2 separate regions of the Homo sapiens genome follow, and region 2 is linked to region 1. The links are chromatin contacts, found by Hi-C or POLR2A ChIA-PET in ENCODE. All regions are on one chromosome and are shown on one strand. Each heading gives the region's core, a stretch centred on a gene start or an enhancer-like site at or near the end of the contact. The rest is flanking DNA. Distances are from core to core; before and after follow the strand shown. Region 1 overlaps NCOA7 (nuclear receptor coactivator 7). Region 2 overlaps NCOA7 (nuclear receptor coactivator 7).

The links. Hi-C counts contacts between places; a loop is a spot of excess contacts on that map. ChIA-PET counts read pairs that join two places held with the same protein, here RNA polymerase II (POLR2A). Pooled maps may share reads with other maps.
Region 2: a loop to region 1 is called in a map of heart left ventricle, with 1.8 times the contacts of the local background. The contact joins two enhancer-like sites. A Hi-C loop is called at or near these places in 9 of 168 maps with a recorded cell type or tissue (Caco-2, Calu3, K562 and 6 more) and 7 of 50 pooled maps. POLR2A ChIA-PET finds 5 or more read pairs at or near these places in 4 of 52 experiments (Caco-2, MCF 10A, Panc1 and 1 more).

Annotation. Positions count from the first base shown.
Region 1 is chr6:125,868,037-125,872,375 of GRCh38, reverse strand. The region is part of intron 3 of NCOA7 (nuclear receptor coactivator 7); the gene reads right to left. Among named protein-coding and RNA genes, the nearest start is that of NCOA7-AS1, 51 kb to the right of the region's middle. Within about 2 kb of position 2,720, at least 8 of the 41 ENCODE cell types and tissues checked have a DNase peak (open chromatin) inside an H3K27ac peak, as active enhancers do; they include mammary epithelial cell, where a contact is called at or near this core.
Region 2 is chr6:125,911,284-125,915,604 of GRCh38, reverse strand. NCOA7 (nuclear receptor coactivator 7) reads right to left here. Exons shown (of 16, transcript NM_181782.5): 11 at 125-272. Among named protein-coding and RNA genes, the nearest start is that of HINT3, 43 kb to the left of the region's middle. Within about 2 kb of position 1,589, at least 6 of the 41 ENCODE cell types and tissues checked have a DNase peak (open chromatin) inside an H3K27ac peak, as active enhancers do; they include mammary epithelial cell, where a contact is called at or near this core.

The DNA.
Region 1 (4,339 bases), core at 1,471-3,970:
CTTCTGGCCAACGCCCTTCCATAAGCTGTAGCTAGATATCTCTGGTCCCAATGGGGAGCGCTACTAAAAGCCACCAACTGGTGACAGTTTACATATTGCACAGCTACAAAAGAAAAATATGTGTTTGCTGAGCCTTTCAGGATAAACTTAACTATGTTCACCTGAATTAGTACAAAAATTAAATTACCTTCCTTTGCCACAGGTGGGTAGGCTAGAAAAATGTCAAGCATGTAATATTACTAAAGGAAAAACAAAACAAAACAAAACAAAAAAAACGCCTTCCCTTCAGAGTCTAAGATGTTGAGATCATGGAGGTAAAGACCGTGATGATGCACCCATCCTTAAATGTCTTGTGTCTTTTTTTTTTTTTTTTTTTTCTGAGACAGGGTCTCCCTCTGTCACCCAGGCTGGGGTGCAGTGGCACTAACATGACTCACTGCAACCTCCACTTCCCAGACTCAAGCAATCCTCCCACCTCAGCTTCCCGAATAGCTGGGACTACGGGCTCATGCCACCACACCAGATTAATTTTTGCATTTTTTTGTAGAGACAGGGTTTCACCATGTTGCTCAGGCTGTTCTCAAATTCCTGGGCTCAAGTGATCTGCCCGCCTTGGCCTCCCAAAGTGGTGGGATTACAGGTGGGAGCCACTGCACCTGGCCTTGTCTTGTATTTATAGTTGAATAAACCTTCCAGTACAGATGAATAAGCCTGATGAGTTTGATTGTGAGGCAACACTTTTCACTGATGTAACATCACACCAGGCAAATCATGTGCACCTGCCAAAGCCACAAGGCAAATACTATGTTTTACAGTTGGCTCAATAGAGAAGCAAAGAGGATATAATTTAATTGTCTTTATATCATTATAGCTCAAGGCAAGGTTTCATATTACTTCAGAAATAATTGTTTTGCAGTGAGTTGAAAAGATGGTTAACTATGTGTCTCAATGAGTGAAGTCCTGTGTGTCTGGGACTGGGTGCTGCAGCACATAGTCCACAAAGCACTGGAGGTGCTTCTGGCCCTGGCGAGATCTAGGACGAGGCATGAGCTGCCATGGGAAAGGACTGCTCCATTGTGCTTTAGAATGGTGCTCCAACCCTAGTGTTTTAGGTAAGGATCCATACCCATCCCAAAGAGGGCAACTGTCTTCCAATGACACTGACCTTTCCAACTTCAGGTCTCCTCACAGACCTTTCTACCTACCCAAATTCTCACCCTCCCCGTGTACAAGAACCTAAGGCAAATGACGCAAAAGTATCTACTGCCAAGGGAAAAGTTGGCCAAGTGTCCCTCAGAAGCCATTTAGAGCAAACTGAACCTCATACTTGCCCACCTCTGAAATAAAGTCTTCAGAGCAGGTTTTCCCTGGTCCCATAAGGAGTACCTGTAACAAAACTGACCAAACCCCTAGAGGAATAAAACACAGGTCCTTCAGCCTAGCCCATTTCTTTCTGCATAAATCCTGGAGGTAAGAGCTGGAATGGGGAGGAAGAATGGGGTACCTGTGTTGACCTCAACCCAAGTGGATCTTGGTGCCCTGTCCATAAGTCCTGCCACCTCCCTTGCCACACCATAAAAGGGCCTGGAGTGTCCAGAACACAAGACTCTAAGATCCTGCATCTGAGATAATCCCCAATACAAGTTTACAGAAAGAAGACTCCCCTCTCTCTCTCATGAACTGGGGCTAAAAGAAGATGTTACCTAGCAGTATGCCTGGGGCCTGGAGGGGCATGACAGCCAGATGTGAAGATATCCCTTGTAGTGGTGATACTGAAGTCTTGGATGAAGCTATGACATCAAGAGAATGAATAAATTTTAAAAGGAGGCCTGAAGTTTGAGAACAGAAACTAAGGAAGGCTTAGATTTAAGGACTGAAAAAAATATGGCTGATATAAAGGGGGAAAAGCAATTAGAGGGATGGGAAAATGAATGCAATGTCACAGAGGCCATGGAAAAAAGGAAGGTGGTGTTGACACTGTGAAATGCTGAACAGAGGTCCAGAGATGGAAACCCAGAAATGGATGACTGGAATTCACAGAGAGGTTTTGAAAGTAAAGGGAGCTCAAGACAGATGCTGTCAACATCACCAGTAGAGTAGGGGTAAGGTCATCTACTAAAATGTAGTGGACTAAAGACAGGACTGAGGGAGTAAGAGTAATGAGATTTGGAAGAGTTACCATGGCAAAAATGAGGTTTCAAAAATGTGAACATTAAGAAGTAACACTATACTCTGGGGTGGGGGTCTCAACACCGGGGTAACAGGCCACATAAGAAGTAAGCAAATAAGCGGCTACCTGTATGGTTATGATGCACAGAGCAAGGCAGCTGGAGCTGGATGAGCAGTGGCTGAGATACAGGTAGTGAGATGTTGGAATAGTTAGGGGAATGGCATGATGAACTAGTTTCCTACTGTTTCTATAACAAATTACTACACATTTGTGGTTCGAAATAAAGCATAAACACAGATTTATTATTTTACAGTTCCATAGATTAGAAGTCTGGCATGGGTCTCACTACTTTCCTTCTGGAGGGAGAGTAGGGGAGGACTGGTTCCCTTGCCTTTTCTCTCTCTTGGAAGTGGGCTACTTTGGGCCCTGGAAGCAGGGCCTTGAGCCCTGGTTTTTCTCCGAACCAGCATATCTAGCCAGTTCTGCGTCTGCAGGAAGCTTCAGCCAAGGCCCTGCTTTCACCCGCAGAGCCAGCAACGCTGCCTGAGTAGTCTCACGTGCTCTCTCCTGCCTCCCTCTTTCACTTTTAAGGTCCCTTGTGATTGCACTGGGCCACGTTGATAGCCCTGGAAAATCTCCTTAAGGTCAGCTGATTAGCAACCTCAATTTCATCTATAGCCTTGGTTCACCTTTGCTATGTAACCTAACAGGTTTGGGGAAATAGGACATGGACATCTTTAGGGGGTCATTAGTCTGCCTGTCAGAATTGGAGAACAGATCTGTGGGAAAAGACAAAAAAAGAAATTGAGATTCAAATAAGAGATTTTTGAGTACCAAAGTAGTGATGTGAGATGTGGACATTGAGTATGCTGGTGGGGGGGAAGACTGGGGAGGGTGTCAAGAAACGAACTGGCTAGATATGCTGGTTCTGAGAAAAACCAGCAAGAACAAGTCAATACATAATGTCCTTCAAACCGGAGCATCTGGCTCCTGTCACAGGCCCCTGGGGACTGGGTGAACTCAGGACAGTGGACATGATTCATTATTGTGCTTGAAAACAGAATCCGTACAGACATCTGTGAATTCTCTGGATCTTGATTCCATAATTTCTACTTAGATATAGGAAGGGAAGAAAAGATAGTACGTAGCCTTTTTTTCTGTTATTAACAAGTATCTGAACAAGCACAAACAGAAGTTTGGAAAATTATCAGGTTTTTAAATTATATCAGGACCAGTTCTGCATGGGGCTTAAACTTACTATGTGCCCCTTCTTTCTTTACTCACCCATGAACGACCAGCTCTCTCCTCCATCTATTTCTATCATAAGAGCATCTGAAGGGGGTTCAGGAGGCTGACAGCACAGGACCATCAGTAACTCTACTAAAGAGGGAGGATGGTTTCTATGACATCCAAATGAGGGGAATTCAAAGAGGCAAAAATTGTCTGTGTCTCTATAGATTTTTCAAAGAAAGGGGTACCCTGATTTATGAACAGGAGAATCTGTTTCCAATGACAGGCATGTCCCTATAATGGAAACAGATCCATTCAACTATGATTGCTGAAGCAGTTTGATAGTATTAATTATAAAATCAAGTCATGTACCATCTCACTTATGTCATCAAACACCTTTCTGATCACAGGTTGGTTTAGGGGTCAAAATGAGCTGGGTTTAACTAGCAACCATGACACATTTTCATAGCCACGTGATATTAATCAAGTTAGCTAAATCTTTGTGCAACGGTTTAGCTGTAAAATGAAATGCTGAGAAAATTAAGCTGATTCATACAGTGTTCATCTCAGAGCCTGGCACAGAGCACATGCTTAACAAATGCTATTGTTATTTATAATAATGTAGTCAACACAAGTAAATAGCAATGTGAATAGAGTAGTATGTTAAAACAATTATAAACCATGAGCAAAAAGGTTTCATCCAGAAATACAGCAGTGATATAGTATTAATATGATAAAGCTTTATAAATTGTTTAACAGAGAAAAAGAATCTGATCATTTTGATACATGCTAAAAAAGCATTTGACGAATTAAACAGCCATTATTGTATTTTTAAAAAGAACAAAAAAATTCCAACTGTTAGAAAACTAAGAATAGAGTGAACTTCTTTAATGATGAATATTTATTCTTGATATTCACTAGAAATATGCTTCTGAAAAA
Region 2 (4,321 bases), core at 340-2,839, 44 kb before region 1:
CTCTGTAATTTCATAGGTGCACAGGGACTCTAGTTTCTTACCAGCCTGTTACATGGAATCTGAATGCGAGACTGCTTACTGTACCTTAGGAACTACGACGGTCTAACCCTGCCCAAGTGCTCACCTCCCAGCTCTTGGTTGTTGGCTCACTGAAGAAGTTGTCAATCATGTTCAGTTCTTCCTTCTCCACCACCACAAAGCCTTGCTCTTTGGCATCTTTTCCATAGACATCGGGAGACCACTGAACAAAGAATGTGTACAAATGATCCACCCTGAAAAACACGTTTGTGACAGATGTTAACACCATGTCCACTTTCTTGGCAGGTGCTAGTGTGGACTTCAGTACATAAACCATCTTTTCCCTGCTTGGCAAATCCATTTTACTAATTTGAAAATTTCCCATTATCAAGGTTATCTCTACTTCCATACTCAAAATTAAGAGCCAACAAATAAAGTAAAAGTCCACAGGCACTGCGAAACTGTTAAAACTGTCTTTCAATTTGAGGGAAAGATCAAGAGATGGAATGTAAAACTGAAAAACACAATGAAATATTTATACCAAATATTTTTTCCTCATTGAGTCTTCATTTATTGGATACTTGTATTCATTGAGGAAAAAAATGTAGATCTGAAGCTTTAGCTAGGAACAAAGATAAACAATACTACAACGGGTCTTTATGTAGATCAAAGTACTATTGCATTGTAATTGTAATAAAACATCTTTGACAACTAGAAAGTGTCAGGAATAATACTGGCTACTATTTTAATATTAGAAAGAAATCTAATTTTATTGACGCAGGAATGTTCTTTGCTTCCAACTTCTCTGCTGTCTTATACACATTTACTGAATGAAGTTTCCAAAGTATCTTTCCAGGCTTAATCAATAGAAATATGCCTAGTTCCTGGGAAGAGAATGAGAGCTGTGAAAACTGCAGCTCCTGAAATATCCTCCAAGGTTCATACTATAACCATCACAACAGGAGAAAGGGCAATGAATATAATCAAATGATTCTTAAAGTATCTTCTAATCACTAAATGATAATTTGAATTTGAGGCTACTGTTGGGATAACGTTAACTTATGATTTTTAAAATTTATAATTACATAAAATTGCAATAATATTAATAGGACTAAAACAAAAACAGAAATACCACCGACAATTCTGATATCCTAACAGATCAAACCATTTTTAAGGTTTCTACATTCCTATCTGTTCTTGTCCACAAGTGTACATCGTTTATACAGCTTTCTTTTCATTGCCATCAGAGCCAAGCCATAACTGTTGTATTTAACATTATATACTTTTACCACATTGCTAGTCCTTGTAGTCATGTTTAACAGCTACATTTCATGAAGTTAATAAACCATAATTAGCCTGTATTCCTATGCTGTCAGGATATTTAGTTTGTTTGTATTTCTTTAATTGTATGAATGACGTTACAGTAACTATCCATACAGTGTAGGCCTTTCACTATGGTTCGAATTATTTCCTCAAGATTAGTTCCCAGAAAAGGGATTACTGGGCCAAGGGGCATGATTTTATAGCTTGTGATTCATCCTGCCTAATGGCTCTTGAAAGACTGACTAGTTTGCTGTGACGTCAGCATTGCAGTTTGTGTCTTAAGTTTCATAACAAACTTGCTTATCCTTTTAGTTTATATAAAGTTTTACCTGACTCCATTTGCGTTCCTTTCAGCGTTAAGGGCTTGAACATTTTTCAATATTTTCTTCCTGTCTGTAGCTTTTCTTTTGTGAACTGGATTTCTGTGATATGTGGTATCAGTGTTTTTCTTTTTTTCAATTTGTGGGAGTCTTTATGTAAGGTGGACATTAATAACTATCAAATGTGTTTCCGAGCTGTTGTTTCCCTTTTTATATTAATCATGTCTTTTCCCCCACAGTACAGACTTACCAATTTTCTTATACTTTAAAGGTGTATTTCTTTAGAGAGTTCTCCTTCAAAACATGGACTGTTGTTACCTAAAACAAGGTGTGTATCAGTGTATATGACATGTTACCATTTCTATTACAAAAGTAAATATAGATATTGATAGATACTATGATTGTACATGGGTATGATGGTTATGTTTCAACTTGGTGTGGCCATCCATGGTACGCAGCTTTTGGTCAAACAGCAGCCTTGATGTTGCTATTAAGGTATTTTAAGATGTGATTAACATTTATATCAGTAGACTCTGAGTAGAGCAGATTATGCTCCATAATGTGGGTGGGCCTCATCCAATCAGGTGAAGGCCTTAAGAGAAAATCACAGAGGTCTCTTAAGGAAGAAGGATTCTACCTTCAGACTTTCTTCAGGCTTGATACTGCAATACCCACTCTTTCCCCAGTCTCCAGCCTGACAGCCTGTCCTGAAAATTTCAGACCTGCCAGCCCTTAACAATCACATGAGCCAATTCTTTAAAACAGATCTCTATGTATAATACACACATTTTGGTTCTGTTTCTCTGAAGAACCTTGACTAATGTTATACAATAAACTACTCTGAAAGGCTATAAAAGAAACAGATCCAAATGGTTACTTCCAGGGAATGGAATGGGGTGGGAGAAATACATTTTATATTGTATATATATCTATCTTTAAATTATTTTAATATTTGGAATAGGTAATACATTTATATGATTCAAACATCAAAATTATATTTTAAAAGGCATATAATAAGAAGTTTCCTTCTTACATCCCTGTCTACCCCAAGCCCCATAGGTGACCACTTTATTCACTTCTTATATTTGTAGTGTTTATGTAGATATAAATATGAATATGTATTTTTTGTCTTATTATTATTTGTTGGGAAAAAGCTGAGTGTTGGGAGGGAAACTGAGGCAGGGCTTGCATAGTCCTTTGGAATGTGTCTAGACTTGCTGGCTCCTTGCTTCTAGCCCTCCTAGGCTCCTATTCCTATTATCTCAAGTAGCAGAACATGCTCCATATAAATGCTAAGCCATCACAGCTGTAAATCATGTGCTTAATGCAACGTGCTCTTTTGACCTCCACATTCTCACCACCTGTTTCTTTGTTGGATTACCAATAAATACCGTGGGCCCCCAGAGCTCAGGGCCTTCACAGCCTCCATACAATAGTGATGACACCCTAGTGTCCCACCTTTTTATCTCTCACTGTCTTTTTCTCAATCCTTTGACTCCAATTAGGAGAAGGAAAACGAGTAAATATACATATAGACTCTTAGTATGCTTACCTAGTCCTCCATGCCCACGCAGCAATATGGAGAGAAAGGGAATTCCTAACTTCCGAGGGAACACCTATCAATCATTAGGAAGCCATTAGGCCCCCAAAATTTTCCTTACCTCTGAATCTACTTCCTCCAATCCCTGCCTAAAGATAATTTTATGGGGAAGAGGATCTGCTTGTGTCTCTCCAGGTGACAATCAGGTGCCTGTGTGGGTGCCCACCAAACATCTGAAGATCTATCATGAGCCACAGCATCTAGTGGACCCGCCTGTACAGCACGAATTGAAGGTCTGAAAAGCCTCGATTTGCTTTCTCTATGCCTTCTGTTAATCAGAGAAGGCCTGTTTCTCATTATCAGTAGAAAGTTTTACCTCACGGTAATTAACCAAAGAGGCAGAAACCGAGTTAACGAATGTTTCAGCAACGGCATGCCTCCTAGCTACAACCACAACAAGTTTTTGCTTCTGTTTCAGTAGATTTACTAACGTGGGGGAGAGGGTATGCTTGTGTTTTTGCAGGAGATGAACAAACCGTGTGGATGCCCTCAAGATGTGTACGACCATGGAACGGGAGCATGGATCCCAACCATGGACCGGGTTCCCCCAGTACGAGCCATGAGCCACTTGAATCTGATTGCGAAGATGGAACGAAGACCGACCAGAGTCACGATGCTTAATGGACCAATGCTTTCTGACTCAGCTCCTCTCTACCCTGAATAAAAGAGACCCTAATAATTAGGCAGGAGTATCATTGCCCCTATTCAGCATGAAGAAGTTACAGAAGATGGACCTTCATCCTTCTGCAACCCCTAGGATTAAGGGTCCTCCTGTAAAAGGGAAAGGGGAGGTATGTGGTAAGCATTCAAACCAGAGCGACTCCAGTTTGAATAAGGGCTAAGAAAAATGAAGCTGGATCACCGACTGGCAATAAAGGGCTGCACAGCCTGCAAGTGCCTTGCTCAATTAAAAGAGGCCACCTCTTATGCTAGTAATAATGACAGTAATAATGATAGTTCCTCTTTTACAAAAAAGAGAAGGGAGGCATGTTGCGAAAAAGCTGAGTGGTGGGAGGGAAACTGAGGCAGGGCTTGCATAATGTCCTTTGGAATGTGTCTA